Regions from separate parts of the Homo sapiens genome. Here region 2 is linked to region 1. Evidence: read pairs that join two places in POLR2A ChIA-PET (ENCODE). Cell type or tissue: Caco-2. All regions are shown on one strand. Links, peaks and the distances in the headings refer to the core of each region. The heading gives the core; the rest is flanking DNA.

Region 1 (16,001 bases), core at 12,002-16,001:
ACACCAAACCTAGTGTTTCATTCACCTATCAAAGGTGAAGTTCCGTTCACCCCTGGCTTCATTGCAAAGTGTAGCCATTCCCTGAGTGGGTAGAGGAGCAGGGTTGGAGTGTCGAGTTCAGATGTCCTTATCGATATTTGCAAAGATACACATGACAGCAGAGGTTGTCTGAAACCTTTATGCTCAGAATAGCACTATTGACTTGTAAAGTGTAAGTGATTAAAATGTACCGAGTACCTGCCCAGTTCCAGGCATGGAGACGGGTCGGGAGGGACACAGACCGGAGTCAAACACAGATGCTGCCTTCACGGAACTCATTCTGGTGCATGGAGGTGAAAAAAGGATAGAAATGACCGGGACGCATATCCCAAAGGAAAACCCATCGAGGTATCATATCACAAAATATCACATCATTGCTTCCATTCTAACCTCTGCAGGATTAATGCAAAAAGGGAGGTTCCAAGAGCCATAGGAGGCCAGAGGTGGTGGGTTTCAGGCAGTCAGGGGACCCAGGACTGGCTTTGTGAAGGTAGCATCACATTGGCCATGCAAACGGTGCCACTTAAGCCGGTGGAAAGGGCGTGCCAGGAGGAAGCAGCAGAATAAAGACTCAGAAGTAATGTTTGGGGTATGTTCAGGGAATAACGAGTATTTCAGAGTGGCTGTAATTCAGGTATTTGTGAAAAAGTAATGATGTCAGAGGGAGGACCGTCTATCTCATGGCGACCTCTGGTTGCCTTTGAAGGTTTCTGAGCATAGACATGACATGCTGCAAGTGTACTGACCTGTGTTCCCCAAACAGACGAACAGCACCCAGAGATTACTTTCCCTTCTAGAAGATTAAACTTCCAGATGGTGGGTCCATGGGGAGTCTGTGGAAGGTTATCCCAATCTGGTTTTGTCTACCCAGTTTCTTTCCTGTGTTCTGAAGCTTTCTAAGCATCCAGATGGTCTTCTTCCCCCAAATGACTTTTAAAAATAAGTGATGTGTTCCAATTCATCAAGGGATTATCTTATCTCACTCACAAAGGGAGAGGGAAGGAAAGGATGTCATAAGTTTATATACTGAACATTTGGCCAATGTCAGAATAAGAGTATGTTTTCCTGAGTCCGGAAGGCTCCGGGCTCCTCTTCTAGGCTATAAATTGGCATTTGGGGAAGCATCTCTTTCTGTACATCCCATACTATCAGATGCAACATCTAAGTGGGCATTTTCTGCCAGACTCAGCCAAAGGGAAGAGGTGAGAAATTGACACTCCTTAGGTTCAGAAAACAGCCAGATTCCTACAATGTACCACATCCGGGGAAAACATAAACATCCTGGGTTCCTGCGGCGCGGGAAGGGGTCCGGGAGGGGGAAGAGCATGTTTCAGAGAGAAGGGCTGGGAAGGAAGGAAGTGAGGAAGGGTGGGGAGGTTGTCTTCTAGAATAGAATGTGACAGCTAACATCCAAGATGGCCTTCCAGGTGCTGGGACCTTACAAGCCTCTTCTTAAATTGTCACAGCCACCCTAACAGCAGTGGCCCCATTTTGTGGAGGAGAGAATAGGTTTCTGGGGGTTGGGTCAACTGCTGAGGGAGGTGCTGGGCCAATTCTAACTCATGCAAGTGGTTCCAAAGCATCTTCTGACACAGATGGGAGGGTGGGATGCAGGGCCTGGGCTAGGAGGAGTTTTTGGGAACTGGCACAGATGGGAGCTCCCACCCAGGTCTGCAGAAGCCCGTCCGAGTGCGGGTAACTTGGGAGCCTGTGCTCCGTGGGCAGCTCACGCTGTAGACTGGATTCACAAACACGGCACTCATGTAAGAGAGCAAAGAACCATCTGGAGAAGTGGAAGTCAGTGTGTAAAGGCAGAAGCTGAACAGATGATAAGAGGAATGGGAGTCAGAGATAAAGCCTGGACTGTACATGGTGGTAATGTTTGTATAACGTGAATGTCCTTAATGCTACTGAATTGTACACTTAGGAATAGTTAAGATAGGGTCAGGCACAATGGCTCATGACTGTAATCCCAGCACTTTGGAAGGCTGAAGTAGGAGAGTTGAGAACAGGAGTTCAAGACCAGCCCAGGCAACATGGCAAGACCCATCTCTACATAAAATTAGCCAGGCATGGTGGCCCACACCTGTAGTCCTATCTACTCGGAAGGCTGAGGCAGGAGGATCACTTGAGCCCAGAAGTTTCGAGGCTACAGTGAGCCATGATTGGGCCATTGCACTCCAGCTGGGTGACAGAGTTAGACCCTGTCTTAAAAACAAAAAACAAAAAACAGAAACCGGCTACGATAACTTTTATGGTCTATGCAGTTAACTACAATGCAAAAAAAATTATAGTTGTGCAAGATAAATAGTGCCAGAGACTGGTTGCACAACAATGTAATTGTACTTAACACTACTGAAGTGTACACTTAAAATGGTTAAGATGGTAAATTTTATGTTATGTATATTTTGCTACAATTTTTAAGAGATCATTTGAAAAAGTTGAAAAAGATAAGGCCTGGCTTTTGCACTGGTCAGAGAAGTGTGACAGTGAGACAGAGCTTCCAGGTTCAAGTTCATCAGAGGGCACCAATGGGACGAGTCGGGGAGGGGGTTGGCTGCTGAAGTTGCACAGGCCAGCTCTGGGCCCCGGGCTGACCTTCCCCACAGACGTACACAGACAGCCTTGGGGACAGATGACAGCACAGAGGATGTATAAAGTTTACAAGTCAAAAGGTTACCTTCTTGCAGACTAGAATGGAATTTGATGTTCATTAACTGTGAGTTTTTAAAAGCTCGGACTGACATCCTTCCTCAATTGCCTCCTTAATTCATTTTAAATTGAATACCCAGACTGCTCGCAAAAGAGAGATTATGGAAGAAGATGAGAAGGCAGTCAGCTGGAAAGGTTGTTTTATTTTTTTGGTAACTAAAACCACGATGTCCCAGGCAAATATCATAATATGTAGCTTGCCTGCATTTTTCTTGAGAGTAGTTGGAAGGCAGTTGTTCTGCAAAGAGAATGTTCTCATATGCTGCCGAGGGTTAGGGGAAGCCAAGGCTGCTGAAGCCTGCCCTCCTCTGTGAGCCCCTGGTTTGCAAAATAAATCTTCTTATTTGAAGACCTCAAGTTTTCCTAGAGGTAGTCAGTCTACCATGGAGGTTATGAGCATGGGAGCGCTACCTTTTGAGATAGACCTTCTGATTTCCAATTCAAGCTCCTTCACTTGTCACGGGGACTTAGGCAAGTGACGTCAGTGCTCTGAGCTTCGCTTTTATAATCCACAAAACAGGGAGAATGGTACAACCTCCCATATGGGTGGAATGTCAGAATATAATAAGATACGTGTTCAAAACTTCTCATACAGTGCCTGGTATTAGTAACATTTTAAAGTTTTTAAAACTTTTAAAGTTTGCCATTAAAAGTCATGGCAAAAACCACGATTACTTTTGCGCCAACCTAATACGTAGTAAATTCTCAAAGAATGGTTTCTCCCTCACCAGAATGAAGTGAAGATAAAGTCCTCAGTCGAGGAAACTTTCTGCCCTGGGTAAATAACTGCTCCCTGCCACAGCCATGAACCAGCCCTGAAATGTCCACATTTGATGTCCAAAGCCTTAGTGATGTGGTTTGGCTCTGTCCCCACCCAAATCTCATCTTGAATTGTACTGCCACAATTCGTACATGTTGTGGGAAGGACCCCGTGGGAGATAATTGAATCATAGGGACTGTTTCCCCCATACTGTTCTCCTGGTAGTGATTAAGTCTCATGAGATCTGATGGCTTTATAAGGTGTTTCCCCTTTGACTTGGCTCTCATTCTCTCGTGCCTGCCGCCATGTAAGACGTGCCTTTCACCTTCCACCATGATTGTGAGGCCTCCCCAGCCACATGGAACTGAGAGTCCATTAAACCTCTTTTTCTTTATAAATTACCCAGTCTTGGGTATGTCTTTATCCACAGCATGAAAACAGACTAATGCACTTAGCATGTTTAGCAGCTTCTCCTTTTTTATGGGACACAACCTTCTGCTGAGAACCCTTCCGGGCCCACTAGATGGAATTTGTGACTGGTGGCTGGGGAGCCTCAATTCCACTCATGATCAGGCTCCAAGTCACTGCCCATCCCTGGTCAAACTCCCTCTCTCTTTCCTGAGCATAGCTTTTCTTACATAAACTGGCAACTGCCAAGTTTTGTGATCCCTGCAGGGCAAGGATTTAATCATAGCACATCTCCCTGGGAGCTGCATGCCATCTCGGGCTAACGCCCACCCCCCACCCACCCCGGGCACTCTGTGGGGCCACAAGTCTGTGCTGAGCATGGAAGGAGCTGCAAGATGCAAAGGCATCAAGGCGACTGCAAGAGGAATACAGCCCCGGAGCCGATAATCCCTTTAAAGAGTGTGACTCTTAAAATAGTACTCATTTCTTTTTTTTTTTTTTTTTTAGACAGTCTTGCTCTGTAGCCCAGGCTGGAGTGCAGTGGCATGATCTCAGCTCACTGCAAACCCTGCCTCCTGGGTTCAAGTGATTCTCCTGCCTAAGCCTCCCAAGTAGCTAGGACTACAGGCACAAAACACCACACCCAGCTAATTTTTGTATTTTTAGTAAAGACAGGGTTTCACCATGTTGGCCAGGCTGATGGCAAACTCTTGACCTCAAGTGATCCGCCGGCCTCAGCCTCCCAAAGTGCTGGGATTACAGGCGTGAGCCACCTTGCCTGGCCAATAGTACTCATTTCTAGTTACACAAGCAAAGCATGTACAAATACATGATCTGTGTAAAAATGTAAGCATTGCAAGTAAAAACACAGCTTCCTTTTCACTCTAACAATAAAGACCCTTCCAGCCTAGGTCTTTACACACATAATACATAGACCCTTAAAAAATAATTATGTGGGCATTTTAAAAACTGTATGGTAACATACTATAGGAATGGTGCTAGAACTTGGTGTCTTTTTTGTTTTGTTTTGTTTTTCGAGATGGGGTCTTGCTCTGTCACCCAGGCTGGAGTGCAGTGGCACAATCTCGGCTCACTGCAAGCTCCGCCTCCCGGGTTCACGCCCATTCTCCTGCCTCAGCCTCCCGAGTAGCTGGGACTACAGGCGCCCACCACCATGCATGGCTAATTTTTTGTATTTTTTTAGTAGAGATGGGGTTTCACCGTGTTAGCCAGGGTGGTCTTGATCTCCTGACCTCGTGATCCACCTGCCTCGGCCTCCCAAAGTTCTGGGATTACAGGCATGAGCCACCGTGCCCGGCCAACTTGGTGTCTTTTTTTTCTACTCGATAATGTATGTTGGAAGCCTTCCCCCTTCCATCTGTTTAATCACACATAGTGTTACATGGGGTAGATGGGCTGCAGTTTATTTAACTGTTCTCCTACACATGGGTCTTAAAGTCATTCCTGCTTTTTCAGTGATCATCCTGTTATCAACATCTGTGCATATTTTTCTAGATAGGTAATGAGAAGAAGGGGAAATGCAACTTTTATAGGTTAAATCCAGAATGAAGCATAACATTTTATGGCTTTGGTTCCCTGATTAGGAATTACAGAAGGAATCAAGTGTCTTTAAGGAAAAATAATGGGCATAGAAACTGATCAGAGAACTAAAGTATAACTTTGCAATAGTCTAATACAGTTTGTAGTGTTTGATCCATTCAAAGCTTGTATGGAACTGCAAAGGTTTCATACTATATTTTAAGATCTTTATAGAATCCTTCTGTATTTTAAAAACGTTGGCCAAGAAATTTTTGAAAAAGGAATATCCTATCACATCATATATTATAAAACTAATTTAACAAAAGTCATATGGCACTGGAGTACTTATTAACCCATAGCTAAACAGGACAAGGTGGGTCCGATCAGACCTTAGCATATGTAAGAATCCTAAAGAAGGAGGTAATACAGATGGGTAGGGAAGGGAGCCGTATTTAATAAAATATGGGAGAATAATTGATTTGCTACTTGGAAAAGCTTTATATACTCCCTTCATACCATATACCCAACTAGATTCTAGGTAAACTCAGGAATTTGAAAAGTTAAACCTTCAGTCAGTATGACATTTTTAAAAAACAACTTGGCAACATAAAGCCATACTTCTAAGAAATGTTCATAACTTCTAGTAATTTCACTTTTGAGTGTCAATCCTAAAGAAATCATCCTGATAAAGAAAAACGTGGCACATCAAAATCTTTAGGAAAGTACAAAATTCAGTAACAGCCCACAGACTCAACAAAAGGACTACGGTAAAGTAAAGAGTCATCTGAAATGATTACAGCCATCAGAATAATGAAACTCGGGTTGCAATGTTTTTATACCATGTAAATTTTAGAAAGCGAAATTCACACTAAAAGACACTGTGTTCCAAGAAATAGGATGTCAGCAAGATGACAAAAGAGGACTCTTCACCACTCATCTCCCACGCAGAAAATCAGTTTGAACAACTCTCCCTACATGAAAACACCTTCCCAAGAGCTGGGAAAACCAGGTGAGAGATCACAGTATCTCAATGTGGCATAGAAATAAGGACATTTCTGGCCGGGCGCAGTGGCTCACGCCTGTAATCCCAGCACTTTGGGAGGCCGAGGTGGGCGGATCACGAGGTCAGGAGATCGAGACCATCCTGGCTAACACGGTGAAACCCCGTCTCTACTAAAAATACAAAAAAAAATTAGCCGGGTATGGTGGCGGGTACCTGTAGTCCCAGCTACTCAGGAGGCTGAGGCAGGAGAATGGCATGAACCCGGGAGGCGGAGCTTGCAGTGAGCCGAGATAGCGCCACTGCAGTCCGGCCTGGGCAACAGAGCAAGACTGTCTCAAAAAAAAAAAAAAAAAAAAAAAAAAAAAAAAAGAAGAAGAAATAAGGACATTTCCAACATCACCTCCCCCAACCCCGGGCAGCACAGTATGGAGAGAGATCCTCTCCACTTGGGGGAAGGTAAGGGAAGTGAGCTCTGGACTTCGCCTCAGACCTACACTGGGCCTGCCCCAGAAAAACCCAGTGCCATGCAAGGGCCTCACAGCCCCAGACTCCAGGCTGGTACCATTGCACTGGGCATAAAGGCCTGCTCTGGCACCCGACCTGCCCAATGGACTTGGTCTCCGGGCCCAACCCAGTAGCCCCAAGCTCTGGACTGCTTCCAGCACTTAGATGGCTCTCATAGCTCCAGGCTTCAGATCCACCCCAGCACCAGACAGGCCCCTGCAGCCTTACTCAGCAAGCCAGCAGCCACAGACCCAGCCTCCAGGCCAGCCTTGTGCTAGGCCAGTCCTCATGGCCCCAGACTTCAGGCTTACTTCCGGTTCCAGATCAGATGTGAGCCAGGTTGGTCCACTTGGCTCCAGGCTTTGAGCCCGCCATAGTACCAGGTTGGCACCCCTGGCCCCAGGCTGGCAATTTTTTTTTTTTTCTGAGATGGAGTCTCTCTCTGTCACCCAGGCTGGAGTGCAGTGGCGTGATCTCAGCTCACTGCAACCTCTGCCTCCCAGGTTCAAGCGATTCTCCTGCCTCAGGTTGGTCCACATAGCTTCAGGCTTTGAGCCCACCATACTATCAGGTTGGCACCCGTGGCCCCAGGCTGTCAATTTTTTTTTTTTTTTTTTTTGAGATGGAGTCTGTCTCTATCCCTCAGGCTGGAGTGCAGTGGCACGATCTCAGCTCAACCTCCGCCTCCCAGGTTCAAGAGATTCTCCTGCCTCAGCCTCCTGAGTAGCTGGGATTACAGGCATGCACCACCATGCCCAGCTAATTTTTGTATTTGTAGTAGAGACGGGGTTTCACCATGTTGGCCAGGCTGGTCTCAATCGCCTGCCCTTGTGATCCGCCCACCTTGGCCTCCCAAAGTGCTGGGACTTCAGGCGTGAACCACTGCGCCTGGCCCAGGTTGGCATCTTAAGACATAGTCTCCAGGCCTGCCCAGTGCCAGGGCAGCCCCTGCATTGCTATTCTCCAGCAGACCAGGGGTTTAGGCCTGTCCCAGGACAATCGAGTGCTTGGCCTGTCCTTGAGAACCCAGGCTCCAGGACCATCCACTGTGAACCCAGGCTCCAGACTAGCCCCCATGGCTCCAGGTACCCAGGCTCCATACCTGCCCCAGGTCCACCCTGCAGACCCTGGTGCCAGGTCAGCACCCATGGTCTCAAGACCAAGGGTTGCCTTCATGGACTCAGGCTCCAGGCCTGTCCCAGTGCCTGGCCAAGACCTACAGATCCAGGGTCAAGGTCCACCACAATACCTTGTCAGTTTCTGTGAACCTAGGCTTCAGGCTGGCTTCCACAGTACCAATTAACAAGTTCACCGTAGTGGATCCAGGCACCAGGCCAGCCTACCCAAAGGCTCCAGTAGCAAACCCACCCATGACCACACAAGACAGCCTGCCCAGAATCTCTGGACAGGCTACTGGTGAAAGGCTTTCTCAAACAAAGACTGAAATAAATCTCTACTTCCTCAAATGTGCAAACACCAAATTATGGCCACAAAAACAATCATGGAAAAATCACATCACCAAAGGAACAAAATAAAGCACCAGTAACTGACTCTAAAGATACAGAGATTTATGAGCTACCTGACAAAGAATTCAAAATAATTGTTTTAAGGAAGGTCAGTGACCCCACCCCACCCTGCAAAATGCAGAAAAACAATTGAACCAATCAGGAAAATGAATGACCCAAACAAGACATTTAATGAATGGACCACTAGACATATATATAACATTCCATCCAACAGCAGCAGAATGCACATTCTTCTCAGGTGCACACAGAGAATTCTCCAGGATAGATAATAAATTTAAAAATTCTGAAATCCTACTGAGTATCTTTTTTAACCACAATCGTTTGAAACCAGAAATCAATTCTGGTTTCAGAAAAATTCTTCCTGTTATAAGGATTTTGGGAAATTCCCAAATATGTGGAAATTAAGCAACATGTTCCTGAACACCAATGGGTCAAAGAAAAAAATTTTAAAAATGTTTAAAGTGTCATGAGACAAATGAAAATGGAAACACAACATACCAAAACTTACGGGATGCAGCAAAAGCAGTTCTAAGAGAGAAGTTTATAACAATAAATGCCTGCATCAAAAAAGAACTTGCCAAGTAAACATCTAGTGTTACCTCAAGGAACTACAAAAAGAAGAACAAACTAAGCCCAAAGTTAGAAGGAAAGAAATAATAATAAATGAGAGAGTAGAAAAATAATACAGAAGATCAGCAACATAAAGAGTTGGTTTTTTGAAAAGACAAAACTGACAAACCTTTAGCTAGACTAAGTAAAAAAAGACAACTCAGGCCAGGCATGGTGGCTCACGCACACCTGTAATCCCAGCACTTTGGGAGGGCTAACTGGGTGGATCACTTGAGGCCAGGAGTTTGAAAACAGCCTGGTCAACATAGCAAAATCCCGGCTCTACACAATACAAAAAATTAACCAGGCATGGTGGTGTATGCCTGTAGTCCCAGCTGCTTGGGAGGCTGAGGCAGGCGAATCGCTTGACCCAGGAGGCGGAGGTTGCAGTGAGCCAAGGACACGCCACTGCACTTCAGCCTGGGTGACAGAGCAAGACTCTGTCTCAAAAGAAAAAACAAAAGATAAAATCAGAAATGAAAGAGGAGAAATTACACTGATACCGCAGAAATACAAATGACTAAAAAAGACTACCACAGACAATCATATGCCAACAAATTAGATAACTTACAAGAAATGGATAAATTCCTAGACACATACAACCTACTATGATTAAGTCATGAGTAAACAGAAAATTTGAACAGAACAGTAATGAGTAAGAAGATTGAATTGGCAGTAAAAAGTCTATCATCAAAGAAAATCACAGGATCTGATGGCTTTGCTACTAAATTCTACCAAACATTTAAAGAAGTATACTGATTCTTCTCAAATTCTTCCACAAAATTGAACAGGAGGGAATACTTCCAAACTCACCGTACATGGCATCACTCTGATACTAAAAGCAGACAAAAACACTATAAAAAGAAGCTGTTACAAGCCAAAAATCTCTGATGAACGTAGATGCAAAAGTTCTCAAGAAAATACTAGTAAACTGAATCCAACAGCACATTAAAAGGATCATTTGCCATGATCAAATGACATTTATCCCAGGGATATAAGCATGGTTCAACATACACTAATCTATAAATGAGATACATCACATTAATGGAATGAAGGACAAAAACCTTATGATTATTTCAATAGATGCAGAAAAACCATTGGACAAAATTCAACTTCCTTTAATGATAAAAAAACTTTCAACAAATTAGGTATAGAAGGAATGTGTCTCAACACAATAAAGGCCACGTAAGACAAACCCACAGCTAACATCATACTCCGTGGTGAATAGTTGAAAGCTTTTCTTCTAAGATCAGGAATAAGACAAAGATGTTCACTCTTACCACTTCTATTCAACATAGTACTGGAAGTTCTATCCAGAGCAGCTAGGCAAGAGAAAGAAATGAAGGGCATCCAAATTGGAAAGGAAGAAGTCAAATTGTCCCTGTTTGCAATGGCATGATCTTACACACAAAAAGAACCCAAAGAGTCCACCCAAAACTATTAGAGCTAATAAACAAATTCAGTAAAGTCTGAGGATACAAAATCAACACACAAAAATCAGTAGTATTTCTATGCACTAACAATGAATTATCTGGAAAAGAAATCAATAAAACAATCCTATTTACAATAGTTACAAAATAATAACATACTTAGGAATAAACTTAACCAAAATGGTGAAACCACTGTACACTGAAAACTATAAGACATTGATGGAAAAAACTGAAGATACAAATAAATGGGAAGATATCCTGTGCTCATAGATTAGAAGAATATTGTTAAAGTGTCTATACTACCAGAGTGATCTACAGATTCAATGCAATCCCCATCAAAAACCTTAATGGAATTTTTCATAGAAATAGAATCATAAAATTCATATGGAGCCACAAAAGACCTTGAATAGCCAAGGAATCTTGAGGGGAAAAAAAGAAGCATTGTACTACCTGATTTCAAAATATACTACACAGCAATAGTAATCAAAGCGGGATGGCACTGGCCTAAAAATAGAAATCTACCAATTGAACAGAATAGAGCGCCAAGAAATAAATCCATGTGTATGGTCAATGGATTTTCGACAGAGATGCCAAGACATGCAACGGGGAGAGGACAGTCTCTTCAGTAAACGGTGCTGGAAAAATTGAGTATCTACGTGCAGAGAATGAAATTAGGCCCTCATCTCACGCCATATACAAAAATCAACTCAATGTTTAAAGACTTAAGCGTAGACCTGAAACTGTAAACCTACCAGAAGCAAACACAGGGGCAGAGCTCCATGACATTGGTCTGGGCAATCATTTTTTGGGTATGGCCACAAAAGCATAAGCAACTAAAGGGAAAAGATGCAAATGGGAACACATCAAAGTAAAAAGCTCCTGTCCAGCAGAGAAAATGATCAACAGAGTGAAAAAAACACCTACGAAATGGAAGAAAATATTTACACACCACACATCTGATAAGGGGTTAATAACCAAAAGAAACCAAACACCCAACAGCAAGAAAGCCAACAACCTGATTTAAAAAATGGGCAAAGGACCTAAATAGACCTCTAGAAAGACGACATACAAATGGTCAACAGGTATATTTAGAAATGTTCAACATCACTAATCAGGGACACGCAAATTAAAATGAATATGAGATATCATCTCACACCCGTTAGAAGGGCTATTACCAAAAAGACAAAAGATAAGTGTTGGTGAGGATGTGGAGTAAAGGGAACCCTTGTGCACTTGGTGGGAATGTAAATTAGTAATTATGGAAAACTGTATGGAGTTTTCTCAAAAAATTAAGAACAGAGCTACTGTATGATCCAGCAATCCCACTACTGGGTATACATCCAAAGTCAGTATGTCGAAGAGATATCTACACTCCCATGTTCACTGAAGCATTACTTACAATAGTCGAGATAGGGAATCAAACTAAAGTGTCTGTCAATGAATGAATCGATAAAGAACATGATGTGTATATACTCAGTGGAATACTATGCACCCTTAAAAAAGGATATACCATCATTTGTGACAAAATGGATGAAACTGGAGGATATTAAGTGAAATAAGCCAGGCACCAGTACTGCATGATCTTATTAATATTTAAATGTAGAATCTAAAAAAAATGAGCTAAAAGAACCAAAAAGTAGAATGGCAGTTACCAGAGACTTGGAAGGGGTATTGGAAGATGCTGTTCAAAGGGTACAATATTTCAGTTACAAGGAATAACTTCAGGAGATCTAATGGACATCATGGTGGCTACAGTTAATAACAATACAATGTATGTTTGAACATTGTTAAAAATAGATTTTAAGTGTTCTCACTACAAAAAAATGGTATGTGAGGTGATACATCGTTAATTAGCCATGTCAGTGTACACATATTTCAGATCACGTTGTACATGTTCAATATAAATTTTGTCAATTTAAATATTTTTAAAATGTTAAAGTAAATACAGTGTTTATAACCAGGTTTAAGAAATCATGCCACTAAAATAGAAATGCAAGTTGTCTTTGAGTGGTGAGATTATAGGTGACTTTTTCCCATTTCTCATTAGTTTATAATTTTCAAAAAAACATTAGCGTATATTAGCTTTAGAATGTGTTATTTCATTCAGCAGTGACTCTGTTGAGGACTTACTGTGTGTCAGGCACAGTATTAGGCACTAGGGCTATGGCAGTAAAAACCAGAGATAGAGTCCCCGTTTTTTAGTCTAGTGGAAGAAAGAACAAATTAGCCATTAATAAGGAAATCCAACAATGTTATAAGGCACTGAAGAGAAGCAGGTGATGCAACAGCCTCATTAGGAGAGGTGACTTATGGGGTGACAAGGGAACACATCTGCAGAGATGACACAGGAACCAGGATGAGAATGAACCTGCCTTGCAGAGTCATGGAATGGCCTTCCAGAAAGATGGAACAGCAAACTGTTGAAGAGGTCGCTAAGAATAACTGTGGTCGTTTATAGAATGGAACAGTAATTCAGACATATTTAAAATTCTCACAGATAATATTCATTTCACAGGGGCTGGCCGCAACTATGCACTGGGGAGGATTCTGTAATTATACTGCCTTCCACATATAAATTTTGCCCTTGGCCGGGCTCTGTGGCTCACACCCATAATCCCAGCACTTTGGGAGGCCAAGGTGGGTGGATCATTGGAGGTCAGGAGTTTGAGACCAGCTTGGCCAACATGGTGAAACCCTGCCTCTACTAAAAATACAAAAATTAGGGTGCCTGTAGTCCCAGCTACTCAGGAGGCTGAGGCAGGAGAATCGCTTGAACTCGGTAGGTGGAGGTTGCAGTGAGCCAAGATCACGCCACTATATTCTAGCCTGGGCAACAGAGCAAGACTCTGTGTCAAAAAAAAAAAAAAAATTTTTTTTTTTTTTTTTGCTCTGACTAGTTATTGAAACTTGCAAGTTTGCAAGGACTTGTGCCAGATACCAAGCCAGGAAGGACAATCCTTGAATTGGCAGAAACACGTATCATTGTGCTTGTCATCTGTTGTTTATAGGTTTTCCAATAATATTTTTACCAAATAAAATATTAACTGAGAATTTATTTGGGGACATATGGTTATGGACTGAGTCTGGCAATATGTAGCAGCAACTGCATTCGACATTGAATGGCTTTAAGGCACACCAAATACACCATGCTTTTTCTCATTATCAGTATCTCTGCCTTAAAAAGGAAAACAGCTACGTAGCCAGCAAGCGGCACAACCACATTTGAAGCAAGGTCTTGCTAAATTGCACCCACAGCTCTTTCCAATCCAAGGAGAGTCAGCTCTAGGGCTATCTCAACTCCAGGGCCACCTGTCTTGGTTCAGTAGCAGAAAAAAGCCTGTGTCTGGGTTTGATAAATTCTCCCAAATAAACAGACTCTTAGCTGAAGCAGGACCTGGATGTGGCTGTGTGGACAAGTCATCAGTCTCTGAGAAGTAAACATGAACATGATCACAGCTCATAAATTCCCATCGCATTCCCCGGGAGGGCGGATGGCCAGGAGCCCTTGGGGTTTTCAGCCAGTACTGAGGATACAGGCACACACCCCAGCCCTTGGGAGGAAGGTGGAGCCTGGCCTTTCACTGCCTTTTTCAGTTGAAGAGCTGGAGACTGGCCCCTAATTACCCAATACCCTAGACCCTGAAAAGTACCCCATGGAAACCAGCATCAGATTAGAGATGGGTCAGGTGGATAGCACCAGTGGGGAGGGAGCAGGACAGCTTTGGCTTTGGGTCAGTGCCTGTCTAGGATCCCCCTCCTTGGGAGACCTGGTACCCTGCACCGTTAGTCCACGGTTCAGCCTTCCACTCTCCACAGCCTCATTGCTTTGCCCTGACACCGGAAGGGAGAGCCTGACTTCAGAGCCCTTCCGGCACTAAGCACAGGGGTCCACAGAGCAAGGGGTAAGCTTTGACTGGGCCAATGACCTGTTCTTCCCTTGGGCAACAGCAATGACCCAAGACATGGAGCTTACAGAGCTGATGGGGGACACAGTGCACCTCACTCAGCCCGGGTTGGCACACCCACACTCCATGGGCAGGGCAGGAGTAAGCATGGCCCCCGGGTGCCCCACTGGCAGCCACCTGTCAACTGCTGGGCACGGTGGGGAGAAGATAACATCATCAGGTCCTTTTGCCCTTCCTCCCCTGCAGCCTGGGATGCCACGGAGGCTGAGCATACACACATCTGAGGGCCGATGGTCAGTGGCCATGAATGTCACTCTTCCTTCCCAAGGGAATGCCTGCATCAGCCAGGCTGTAGTGCCCTTATAGCCCTCCTGCTGTTTTCAAGGGAGAGAATTAACTGGCCGTGACTGGCTAAGGACTGAGGTGCCCAAGGAGGCTTTGACTAAACAAGCAGAGGCATCCAAGGTTGGAAGATGTCTTTCAGATGCTGTAACTCACAGGACCATGAGTGTCCAAGGATACCAGGAAGATGGAGCCTTGCATCTAGACCAGAGCCCCATCCACTGTGATGTGGATTTTCTGGGATCCTGAAAATAAAAGTAGAACATCTTCCTTCCCACTACACCTGGACACCTTCTCTGCACTCACCATGGACAGTGGTCAGCATTAAGAAATCACAGTTCTGGCCAGGCGCCGTGGTCCACACCTGTAAACCCAAGCACTTTGGGAGGCCAAGGCGGATGGACCACGAGGTCAGGAGTTTGAAACCAGCCTGGCCAACACAGTGAAACCCTGTCTCTGCTAAAAATACAAAAAGTAGCCGGGCATGGTGGCATGCACTTGTAGTTCCAGCTACTTGGGAGGCTGAGGCAGGAGAATTGCTTGAACCTGGGAGCCGAGATCACACCTCTGCACTCCAGCATAGGCAACAGAGGGAAACTCTGTCTCAAAAAAAAAAAAAAAGAAAAATCACAGTTCTTAGCCAAGAATCTGTGATTTCAGCACCCTTCTACCCCTTGGTAGTTCTAGAAAAAGGATTTAGAGTTGAAATCAGTATTCCATGACCTAGTGTTTCCCAGGCTTCTTTGTATCACAGACTAGATAAAATGTTTGCAAAACTCCCTGGGAGAAACACAGGAGACCGCTCGTAACTGAGCAGCCTTGACACTCACTCTTGTAGTCTATTCTTGCTGCATGTTGGAGATCTCCACCAGAGACCGATGAGATCTGGGGTAAAACAAAGTTAGAGAGGTTTAATGCAGGACCAATGTGCACAGCTGATACTAAGTGTTACATCACAGAGGAAGCCATAATATGCAGCATTTCTGAAACTTTTTTAACCAGAACCACCCTTTTGGTCCCCACGTAAACATCTAATGAGACGAGTGTCCTGGAGACTCCATTTTGGGAAACCTTTGTAGTAGATTTATCTGAAGACGTGGCTTTATGATCTCTGTAGTAGAACTTAGCTAATAAACTCCCCTTTCCTCTGATGGCAGGCAATTCACCCAAGACAGCTCAATGTTTCCTGATTTTAATCATGGGCCATCAGCAGGACTTAACCCC
Region 2 (12,331 bases), core at 4,649-8,648, 360 kb after region 1:
AACTGCTAAGGAAGGGCCATCATTATGGAAGACCTGTCAATGTCAACTCTTCTCGGTGATTAAAGGCTTCGCAGAGCCCGGTTTTCACAGGTCCAGGGTGTATTGTGTTAAGATTCCAGAAAGCCTAAGCTCATTCAGCAGACAGGCTCACATGTACGTGCCCAAAGCTTGGCAAGTTTTCGGCTTTAACCACGCACACCACCGCCACCACCATCACTAAATAACTTACTGCATCCCTCAAAGCCTGTTTTATGGGGATTGCATGGTTTTATTTGAAATCACGCCTGTAATCCCAGCACTTTGGGAGGCCAAGGCAGGCAGATCACAAGGTCAGGAGATCGAGACCAATCTGGCTAACACGGTGAAACCCTGTCTCTATTAAAAAAAATACAAAACAATTAGCCAGGCATGGTGGCAGGCGCCTGTAGTCCCAGCTACTCGGGAGGCTGAGGCAGGAGAATGGCGTGAAGCTGGGAGGCGGAGCTTGCAGTGAGCCGAGATCGCACTGCTGCACTCCAGCCTGGGTGACAGAGCGAGACTCCATCTCAAAAAAAAAAAGAAAGAAAGAAAGAAATCAAGGTAACTTTCAATATGGTTTCCCAAGGTATCCAAGTGTCTAGAATTGTAAGATATGCACCTGCCTCCCTATGTGTCATCATAAGTAAGGCTTTCAACCGTTACTTTTCACATTTCCTGCTTGTGTTCTCCATTCCAGTGCGAGCTTTCCAGAGAGGAGCTCTCTCTCTTTTAGACCCTTCTAAGCAGCTCAGATTGATCCTTAAAAAGCTGTATTGGTGCCTGAGAAATTCAAGGACTAGCTTTACCAGCTTAGCCATTTTCAGTCATTGGCAAAGTGGTTATCTTCAGCCCCAATCAATGAATTTCTTTTTTTCTTTCTTCTTCTTCTTTTTTTTTTTTTTTTTCCGAGATAGAGTTTTCCTCTCGTTGCCCAGGCTGAAGTGCAGTGGTGCGATCCTGGCTCCCTGCAACTTCCACCTCCTGGGTTCAAGCAATTCTCCTGTCTCAGGCTCCCGAGTAGCTGAGATTACAGGCGCCCACCACCATGCCCGACTAATTTTTGTATTTTTGGTAGAGACGGGGTTTCACCACGTTGGCCAGGCTGGTCTCTAACTCCTGACCTCAGGTGATCCGCCCGCCTCGCCTTCCCAAAGTGCTGTGATTACAGGCGTGAGCCACCGCGCCCGGACCCCAATCGATGAATTTCTATTGAAGTGTCAGTTTCTCTAACAGGCACAAAGACTGGCACTTGGCAGTGGTTTAAACAAGTGAACAGGGCCAGCCTCCCTTCAGAACAAAGCCGCAGGAGCAGGGGCAGGCTAGATTTCCAGAGTTCATCGACGTCAAAGCCTTTCTCTGGGGGCTGTTCCCTAATCCCAAAGCAGTTGCTTTCTTTGGCTGCAGAAGCTGCCCTCCCTCTGGTCCGCATTGAGAGGAAGGTGTCTGCCTTAAGGTAACTGGAGGATAAGGCTCCGCCCTTCCCATGACAGAGGTGCTAACTCACTCTCCCACCACACATCCTGCCATCCATCCTGACTTCGGCCCCAGGGATTTCAGGGACTCCAGCCCAGCATCCTGGGCTTTGGCACCTGCTGCCTTTAGCAGTCCTCACCCTCTTGTGAAGTACTTGGCACTGCAGCGTGCTGACTCGACCACACCCTACCCCAGCCTCCCCAGGCCTGGCACTGCCACTACTGCCCGTACTTCTTCAGCCACCCTTGAGAAGCGAGGTTCTCACTCCTGAGCCCAGTCAGTGGCTGGTGCCTGCTCCTCAATGATGGGATGATGGACTCAAGTCAATTCACCACTCTCAAAACAAAACTCAGCTCTTCCAAGGGAGCACATCTGAGTTCGCTCCTCTCAATGAAGCCTCTCCTGAAGGAAACATTGCCTGGCTTGTGTTTCTGCCTGCGGACACATCTGTACACATCTGCCCACACTCCTAGTCATCATACGGAGCAGCTCCACCCTGGGAGGTGAAATCAGCGGACAAGGGCTGGAGAGTGGTTGTTCTGACATCACACTGATTATGAGTTAGGATCAGTGGGTGGCGGGTGGGGGAGATGCTTTTTCAATTTTCCAGCACCTGCCATTACCTCCAATTCTGACTCGATTGGTCGTGAATGGGGCCTGCGCATCAGCATAATATTTTTGTTTTTTCCTTTTATTTATTTTTTTAGAGATGGTGTCTCAGTCTGTCACCCAAACTGGAGTACAGCCTCAAACTCCTCGGCTCAAGCAATCCTCCCACCTCAGCCTCCAGAGTAGATGGGACTACTGGCAACCACCACACCTGACTAGTTTTTTAATTGTTTTATAGAGACAGAGTCTCACTATGATGCCCAGGCTGGTCTTGAACTCCCAGCCTCAGACAATCCTCCTGCCTCAGCCTCCCAAAGTGCTGCAATTACAAGCATAAGCCACTCACCGTGCCCGGCTAATCAGTATGATTTTAAGAGCTTCCTAGGTGATTTTAAGGTGCAGCCAGGGCTGAGAAACACTGATTTGGAGAGAAAGAGGCAGAGACCATCATCTGAGACTCCTCAGTGTACCCAGATAGACGAAAACATGCCAATTCAAATCAGTTCCTGCCAGGGTCACTTCCCCAAGGCAAGACAATCTCTGCAGCTTACAAAGCAGGCATCAGAACAGCATGTTGAATTCTGGTGCCATGTTTCATTCAGACAGTACCCCTTCCACCAAACTGAGCCTCAGTTTTTCCAACTATTAGTAAATGGGCTGCTCCAGACACAGCTGGTTTGCTTCTCTCAGCCCCCACTTTCCAATCTATGCATCCCCCTCTCTCTTCACCTCTCATTTAAATGTAGACTGTTGATATATTTGCCTTTCTACTCCTGCAAAAGTACTTTAAGTGCTACCTTGAAATTATTGTATTTTTTTTTTTTGAGATGGAGTTTTGCTCTTGTTACCCAGGTTGGAGTGCAACGGCACGATCTCGGTTCACTGTAACCTCCACCTCCTGGGTTCAAACAATTCTCCTGCCTCAGCCTCCCAAGTAGCTGTGATTATAGGTATGCGCCACAACGCTCAGCTAATTTTTGTAGTTTGAATAGAGATGGGGTTTCACCACCTTGGCCAGGATGGTCTCAAGCTCTTGACCTCAAGCAACCCACCCACAGCAGCCTCCCAAAGTGCTGGCTTACAGGTGTGAGCCACCGTGCCGGTCAAGTTTTGAAATTAGATGTCAGCAGTGCCTGCCCTCGAAATAAATAATGCCACAGAAATCATAAACTCTGTAATCCAACCCAAAGAGAATAACACCGATGATGTTTATTCCATACCGCATAAAATACTCTGTTGTGGGATCACAACTAACTGTTCTATCTAGAGTAGCTTATGCTGAATTTTCTAGATCCAGCCGCTGATGCCAGAGCAAGGCTGCCGGTCCTCACAGCTGCAGAGCAACAGCCTACCTCCATGTTTATCAGAATGTTTCCCTCTGAGCTTCATTTAATATCTACTGATCAAGTAGAAAATTCATTTTGAAACAATTTCCAGAGCAAGTACAAAGACATCCTTAAGGACATGTTAGCTACATCACTTCAGTCCAGTGAAATAAATAAATTTCTCAGCCTACAATAAACTCAGCATAAAGGGGGGCAGGCAGTCTTTCCAATGGGCCGGCTTAGCAGTCCCCTGGTGGTCCAGCAGCTGGGATTCAAATGGGCCTACTTCCATGGAAAATAGCGTGGAAATAAACCAATGGCCAGGAAACAAACACAAATAGCGTGGAAATCAACAAACAGTCAGGAAATAAGCAAAAATAGTGTGGAAATCAACAAAGACGTTGGAATTTAAGGCAGTCTATTTGGGATCCTGTCTACAATGACTTAGTCATGAAAATCATCAAAAGACTTTTTTCTTTTTTCTTTTTTTTTTTTTTTTTTTGAGATGGAGTCTCGCTCTGTCGCCCAGGCTGGAGTGCAGTGGCGCGATCTGGGCTCACTTCAAGCTCTGCCTCCCGGGTTCACACCATTCTCCTGCCTCAGTCTCCCGAGTAGCTGGGACTACAGGCGCCCACCACCATACCCGGCCAATTTTTTTGTGTATTTTTAGTAGAGACGGGGTTTCACCGTATTAGCCAGGATTGTCTCGATCTCCTGACCTCGTGATCCACCTGCCTCAGCCTCCCAAAGTGCTGGGATTACAGGCGTGAGCCGTGGCACCCGGCCAGGACTTTTTTCTTACATGCTGTGTCTGAAAAACTTTACCAATCAGCAAGTCCAGATCACAATCTGAGTTCCAGAACTGGACAGTCAACTGGACCTCTCTACCAGGGCATCCTCCCAACCCCCAAGTTCAGCATGTCCAGACTCTTGACCTGCCCTCCCGCTCTGGTATTTCTGTTCTCAGTGAATGGGGTCATCATCCACCCAGGCATCCATGTCAGAAACTCGGCAGCCCTCCTGGAATCCTCCGTCTCCCTCCCTGCTCTCCCCATTCCTTCCGAATCTCTAAGTCCTACAGATTCCACTGTGTTCACACACTCATAACTGTTTCTTCCATCCCAACTCCAGAGCTTCTGTGTTAATGTGCTGCTTCTTCATTTCTCCACCAGATTCTTCCAACAGCCTCCTCACTATTCTCCCTACATACATAGAGTCCTGGCCCCCCAGTCCATTCTTCTCAGTTCTGCCGCAACAATCTTCAAAAATTAATCTTGATCATGTTGCTCCTTTCATCAAAACCCTCCGATGGCTCCCCCGTGTCTAGAGGATGAAGTTCAAAGTGGGTACACAAGGCCCTCCACAATCCCACCTCTCCAACCTTAGGTGTCTCCAGGCCTCCCCCTGAACCCTTTGCCCTGGAGAGTTCCCCAGCACACCAGCCTTTCTGTCTCCTATCTCCTGACCTCTGTTTGGGCTGCCACTTCTGGATGGAATGTCCCTCTGCGTTTCTGACCCTGCAAACTATGCTCATTGTCCAGGCCCTCCTCCTCCATGAATCCTCTCCTCCCATCCCACCCCAAAGGAAGAAGACAGCACCCCCTACCCTTGAGGCCCTGGCCATGCTACTACACAGCATCTGCAATGCCACTGCACGTACTTAGTGACAAAACTGTGAGCTCCCAGAGGGCAAGGAGAGCACCTTATCTAAACTCAGTGCCCAGCAGTGCGGCCTGCTGCACAGTGAGAATTTAATAAATATTTGTTAAATGAATGAATGTCTCCATGACAACATTCTGAGTGGTTTCAAACTATTTTCTTTCTAGCTCATTGACTTTGCTTTCAGCTGCTCATGATGTGGAACTGCCTCTTACTCCATATGTAAATCATTTGCAGAGGACCAAAAAAAAAAGTCAGTGCGGGAGTTACTATAGATCACCTTCGCATCCCTGGAGAAATCACTTCTTTGTTCTTGACTCCTGAAAGAGGGGTCACGCTTCCAGGTACTCCAGCAGCGGATACTGAACAACTATCAAAACAAGTTATTCCAGCCCTCTGGCCCTCCTTGGTTTTTAAATGCCCTCTCCCTGGAAGTGATTATTTGAGTGAGGCGCAGGGTGAAGACAATTAAAGCAGACCATCCACGGCATCAACAGGACTGGTTTATAAAGCCTGCATCCATGGCCTCTGCTCATGCAAATGAAAAATAATGCTAAAAAATGAAACTGACTTCCTCCCCTTTTGTACTTCTCAGCCCTAAGGGAATCACACCAAAATACAGTCATCACCCTCGATCCATCAACAGACAGCCCCTGTGCCCAACGTAAAACCTTTGGAAGGCTCTGGGCCCACCCAGAATTCAATCTACAATGTCAAATATCTGTAATGTGTCTGCAACTTAATGTCACCAGCAAATAACTTCTTCTCCAAGTACTGATTTCACATTGGAAAATGAGCAATTTAAATAAATGTCTCATTAACATCGTGTTTTCCTGCTAGATGCTAATATACTTAATTTGTTTTCCCAGATTCTCTTCCATACAATCATTTCCTGCAATCCTCCTCAGGACAACCTGAAACTCACTGGGTTCCTAATAGACAATCCAGAGAACCTAGAAACGACCAAACTACCAAACAAATAAGCAAAACCCTTAAGCTACAAAGTTAAAGAGACCTGTTTGTTCTCAAACACTTATCCCGCATGCTGTAGCTTCTTCTGTGAGTTACACAAAGGTCAGAAGAGGACAGACTGTCCTGGCCCTCTCAGCAGTGCTGGGTTTGTGCAAATGATGGCTGAACATCGTTGGGTGGACACTGCTGGTCCCAGTAAGAGAGGAGTGGGCGAGACGGTTTATTCAGAAAGAATGTGAGGAGCGTGACATTTTGTGTTGAGGCCCTAGAAGGCTTGTTCTCATTCTGCTTTGCTTATCTGTACAGAGATTCTTGCTATGTGCTGATTCCAAACCCCAAAAATTTCAAGGATATTTCCAACATCTTTTATTAATAGCAACTCTTAAAAATTTCCATAGCACACTGCTCAGACACACTCCAAACATGCAAAATCAGGTACCATACAAGGGCTTGTTCCCCCAAACCTTTGGAGATGACGGGGCAATGGCTTAATCATGACAGTGTGGGGAACGGTGTGGACACCACACTTATGAAAGAACATCGCTGGGATGGATCCAGACACATCAGAATGGTTCTGGGAGCCAGGCGCCATGGCTCATGCCTATAATCCCAGCAATCTGGGAGGCTGCGGTAGGAGGACTGCTTGAGGCCAGGAGTTCAAGACCAGCCTGGGCAACACAGTGAGCCCTCCATCTCTTAAAAAAAAAATTTTTTTTTAATTAGCCAGGCATAATAGCGTGTGCCTACAGTCCTAGCTACTCAGGAGCCAGAGGTGGGAAGATCACTTGAGCTCAAGAGTTGAGGCTGCGGTGAGACAAGACTGCCACTGCACTCCAGACTGGGCAACAGAGCAAGATCCTGCCTGGAGAAAAAAAGAAAAAATGAATGGTTCTATGTGTGCCATTATACAAGAGAGGACTTTCTTATATTTTTGCTCCCCATGTGTAATAGAAATAAATGAAAATCTTGGCCAGGCGCAGTGGCTCATGCCTGTAAACTCAGCACTTTGGGAGGCCAAGGCGGGCGGATCACCTGAGGTCAGGAGTTCAAGACCAGCCTGGCCAACATGGAGAAACCTCATCTCTACAAAAATACAAAAATTAGCTGGGCATGATGGCAGATGCCTGTAATCCCAGCTTCGGGAGGCTGAGGCGGGAGAATCGCTTGAAGCCAGGAGGTGGAAGTTGCAGTGAGCTGAGATTGCGCCATTGTACTCCAGCCTGGGCAACAGAGCGAGATTCTGTCAGGAAAGGAAAGGAGAGGAGAGGGGAGGGGAGCAAAGGGGAGGGGAGTGGGGAGGGAAAGAAAGGAAATAAAAAAAAGAAAGAAAAATCTATTTTATTTCTATTACACACAGTGAGCAAAAATAAAACTCAATGAGGAGGTAAGCACTGAAACAGTGAACTCCACGCAGCCTGCTGGGTGCCAGGCGCCATGTCTGTGGCAGAGAATGGGAGAAACCATCGGAACGTGTGGAAGTAACACTGGCCGGGTTGGTATTCCAGGCTCTGCCACATAGGAGCTGCAAGGCTTTGGACACGTGACTCTATTTTGTGAGCTTCATCACCTTATTATAAATAAAGCAGTAATAACAGCAACAGTACTCACAGCGGTGGCGACAGCACAGACCTTTACTGAGCACTTCCTATGTGGCGAGTGCTGCAGTGAGCACTTCACAAAAACTTAGTAAGCAGCATCTCACCAAATCTTTACAACACCCTGCCAGGGAGACGCCGGTAACTCCATTTTACAGAGAAGACTCAGGGCTCTGTAGCCGGCCCACGGTCACTCGGATATGGTGAGTGGCAGGGTCTCGGTTCACAAGCAAGTCTGCCTGACAGCTGTGCTCTTTGTAATTGAGAACTACTCCCAACCATGGCCGTGAATGTTCTAAGACACGAGAGGTCTATGGGAAAAGTGCTTTGAAAGTTGGTTATCGTTTGCACAGCCTGGGTCCTCTGGGGGCCCCTCTGCCCCCGGGGAAAGTCTGCCTCCGGGGCAGGACTCCTGCAGGACACACGGGCCAGGAGGTAGGGAAGGGAGGAGGGTTGCCCTCCAGCACTTACTTTCTCAGGACGGCTATCTCATTCTCTATGCTGCTTTCCTTGCCCTTCAGCGCCTTCTTAGGGATACACTTCACAGCAAAGAGCTTGCCAGTTGCCTTCTCTTCAGCTAAAACCACTTCGGAAAAGGCCCCGCTGTGAACAAAGAAGGAAAAAAGAACACTTAGATGCAGAAGTCCAGTTTCACAATGGCTCCATTCACCCTACCACCGAAGTTTGAGTAAACAATAACGACGGCACAGTTGTAAGCATTACTGTTACTTTTATCCACCGTGGCTCCTTGCTAAACATCTTTGTGCAAAGAAATACACAGGGGCAGCCCGGCGCAGTGGCTCATGCCTGTAATCCCGACACTTTGGGAGGCCAAGGCGGGCAGACCACCTGAGGTCAGGAGTTTAAGACCAGCCTGGCCAACATGATGAAACCCCGTCTCTACTAAAAATACAAAAAATTAGCCAGAGGTGGTGGCACGCACCTGTAATTCCAGCTACTTGGGAGGCTGAGGCAGGAGAATCGCTTGAGCTTGGAAGGCAGAGGTTGCAGTGAGCCGAGATCGTGTCGCTGCACTCCAGCCTGGGCGACAGAGCAAGACTCTGTCTCAAAAAATAATGATAATAAAAGTTTTTCAAAAAGGAAATACACAGGGGCAAGCAGGCCTTCCTGCAAAGGGACATGCGGATGTGGAGGTCAACACAGTTAGGCCACCTCCCGGTACCACTTGCCACACAACACAGTGGCGTCACTTTGGAGCCAACAAGAACGCTCCCACAAGAGGTTCCTCCTACAGAAAAGGACTGGATCCTTCTGCCGGTGTCAGCTCTCCCACCTCCAAACAGACTAGAAAGTCACACTAAAATCCCCAGGTCCTCACAGGCTTTTTCATCTAGAGGAAATTTCAGAGCGCTCTGCAAACACTGGACTCTTCCCAGCTGGGTAAGGATAGGACTGGGTGTGAGCGGTATTGCAGGTGGTACAGACACAGGGTAATTAATTGGTCATGGGGTGCAAGTGCTCACCGAGCAGCTTGTATCCTTTTTAAACCAAAGAAACTAACAAGCAAGGGCTATGGAGTGGGGAAGACTGTCCTGCCTGAAAATACACATTTCACTCTGCAACGGCAGAGCAACAAACTAAAACCAGAACATCTGGGGCTGGAGAGCCCACTTCTCTGGAGGGGCCCCTTATGATCTGGGAGCCCCAGAGCCAGCACCCCAGGGCCACCTCCTTTGCTGACGGTAGGCAAGGCCTGCGTGCAGAACTCCACTAATAACCCTGGCATGGAACAGCCTCCTCCATCATCTCCGGATCCTCCAGATCCCAGCAACTTGGGCTCTGTGCACAGGGAAGTACCACAGCCCACTGAGTCGTTCTCTGTGCCAAGACTTTCAACTCCTGCTTCAAGAAACCAACGTTCCCGTGTCCAGAGAAACCACTGGAAGCCCCAGTGTTATGGCAATACCAGGTCTTCAGGCCCTACCTTCTTCAGTCCAATGGTCCCCAACCTTTTTGGCATCAGGGACCAGCTTCATGGACAACAGTTTTTCCATGGACCCGGGAGAGGAGGGTGGTTTTGGGATGACTCAAGTGCATTACATTTCTTGTGCACTTTATTTCATTTTTTTGAGACGGAGTCTGGCTCTGTTGCCCAGGCTGGAGTGCACTGGTGTGATCTCGGCTCACTGCAACCTCTGCCTCTCAGGTTCAAGCGATTCTCCTGACTCAGCTTCCTGAGGAGCTGGGATTACAGGTGTCCACCAACACATCTGGCTAATTTTTGTATTTTCACCATGTTTCCCAGGCTGGTCTCGAAGTCCTGACCTCAAGTGATTCACTCGCCTCGACCTCCCAAAGTGCTGGGATTATAGGTGTGAACCACCACGCCCAGCCACTTTATTTCTATTATTATTACACAGTAATGTATAATGAAATAATTCTACAACTTGCCATAACGTAGAAATCAGTGGAAGCCCTGAGCTTGTTTTCCTGCAACTAGTCGGTCCCATCTGGGGGTGATGGGACACAGTGACAGATCATCAGGCATTAGATTCTCATAAAGAGTGTGCAACCTAGATCCCTCGCGTGCACAGTTCACAATAGGGCTCACGCTCCTATGAGAATCTAATGCAGTCCTTGATCTGACAGGAGGCAGAGCTCAGGCGGTAACGTGAACAATGGGGAGTGGCTGTAAGTACAGATGAAGCTTTGCTTGCTTGCCCGCTGTTCACCTCTTGCTGTGTGGCAAAGTTCCTAACAGGCCACATACCCTACCGGTATTGGCCCATGGCCCAGGGGTTGGGGACCCCTACTTTAGTCACTGTCAAAGAGATTCCTGAACAGGGGGAACACCCTTCCTCCTCCTCTCCTTGCCCACCTGACAGCAATGCACACTCTGTCACAATCCAAGGGACGCTAAATGCATGTTTTAAAAATCCTTTCCAGTGAGAGGAATTCACTTCCACTCAGTGCAATTAACTTCAGGACAGCGTTCCCACTGGCACATGGATGCTCACGAGAGAAGCTTGTCTATAGCTTCATGGTCTATTTTTAATTATACAAGCCCAGGGGGCAGAACATAGTCATTCCACAAAATATCCCAGATGAAAAACATCAGAAGCAGGATCTTCTGCCCAAATCCACAAATTATTCACCCATAGGATTCTCCCCTCAAAACACTACAAGCCAGAAGCCAAACCTTCTAGAACCTGCCAGAACAATCATCACTAAATATAAACACATAAAGACCCACCACAGGTTTATCACAGAGGGATACATGGAGTCAGACATTCCCAGTGACACCGGCCATGGCCAACGGCTTTTGTCCAGGAAACCCAAATCATAACAATTCCAGAGACGGCCCCTGAGCCCACGCACCATCCCTCCTCACTCATCTCTAAGCCAGGGGGAGACAGGTGGCTGCACCTCAGAGTTCTTAGGTGGGTCAAGACCCTGAATGAGGAGGTACGTGTTCCCCCTCACTACCCTCCGGGAGGTAGAACAAGAACTATGTTAGAGTAGGAGAAAAATCACTGGGGAAAGACCAAGGTTCAAGCACCATGGGTGGTTTTATACCAGATAAATCATTCATTCTTTCATTCATTCATTCGTTCATTCAGTTTCCCTGTTGGCCACTTGAGTCCCTAATGCTGATGACACCCCAATGGTCCTGAGTTTGTTGGATTTACTAAGTCCATCTTCCAGAAGGCGGAAAAGCCCTTTGGCAGCAGTGACCACAGCCAAGGGCTCGGGCTGGGAACTGCGATCAGGCCCCTCTCCTCCTGGGCTGCCCCTCGCTCCACTCTCCATCCACAGGTGCTCCTTCCTCTACAGAATCCCTGTGATCAGAAATGACCACGGCCAACGCAGAGGGGACAACCTGCTCAATCGGACCCTTGGAAGCCTGTAAGAGAAAAGCATTTCCTCGCTTGGAGGAAACAGTGAGAAGCGAGGTTGCCGCAGGACTCAGCCCGAGAGACAATAGACTGGGGAGGGGAGCGAGGGGTCTCCTCAGAGCCAGCACTGCCACGGCAGGAAGCTGACAACATGGAGAGGCAGTAGTGCCCGTGGAGCTAGGATTTTTCTGCCTTTGTCCCTGGTTAGGTGGGGATGGGCTATGTGGCGCCCCATGGGGAAGGCAGGACAACGGCACGGAGTTATGTCAAGAGAGTCACGTGCTAAACAGCCCAGGCTTGACACAACATGACCAAGGAGTCTCCATCAGAAGATCCTGAGCAGAGTCAGGGAGCCAAGGTTCCAGACCCATTCTCTGCGAATGCAAGTCAGCATGCAACTCCACACCTAGGTCTATACCCAGAAGTGAAAGCAGGGACTGAACAGGTGCGTGGACAACCACATTCACAGAGGCATTATTCACAACAGCCACGTGGTGGCAACAATCCTTGCATCCATTGGGGGACAAATGGATAAAATATGGTCCACACATATAACAGAATAGCCATAAATAGCAATGGAATTCTGACCCATGCTGGAACATGGATGAACTCTGAGGACATTATGCTAAAGGAAATAAATCAGATACAAAAAGCCAAATACCGTATGATTCTACTTACAGGAGGTGTCCAAAGTCATCAAATTCATAGAGAAAGAAAGTAGAACTGTGGTTGCTAGGGACTAGGGGGAGAAGGCAATGGGGAGTTCTGTTTAATGGGGACGGAGTTTCCATTTGGGAAGATGAAAAGGATCTGGAAGCCAGGC

Evidence for each region. ChIA-PET counts read pairs that join two places held together with the same protein. Peaks named below come from ENCODE experiments on the same cell type or tissue, not always from the same donor. Only the 100,000 strongest peaks of a DNase experiment are listed, where the experiment ranks them.
Region 2: POLR2A ChIA-PET joins it to region 1 with 10 read pairs; 2 of 35 experiments call an interaction of 5 or more read pairs at or near these places.

Annotation. Positions count from the first base shown.
Region 1 is chr10:12,908,010-12,924,010 of GRCh38, reverse strand. All of the region lies in intron 2 of CCDC3 (coiled-coil domain containing 3), which reads left to right. It overlaps LOC105376418 (a long non-coding RNA gene), which reads right to left. Exons shown (of 3, transcript XR_001747367.3): 2 at 15,608-15,662. Among named protein-coding and RNA genes, the nearest start is that of CCDC3, 86 kb to the left of the region's middle. RefSeq lists an enhancer at 7,430-7,970. In Caco-2, for the core only: no CTCF peak of the experiment used is centred there; a DNase peak (open chromatin) is centred at 14,019.
Region 2 is chr10:12,549,148-12,561,478 of GRCh38, reverse strand. It overlaps CAMK1D (calcium/calmodulin dependent protein kinase ID), which reads right to left. Exons shown (of 11, transcript NM_153498.4): 2 at 8,123-8,254. Among named protein-coding and RNA genes, the nearest start is that of MIR4480, 23 kb to the left of the region's middle. RefSeq lists silencers at 7,590-7,787, 11,928-11,997 and an enhancer at 8,026-8,526. In Caco-2, for the core only: no CTCF peak of the experiment used is centred there; no DNase peak of the experiment used is centred there.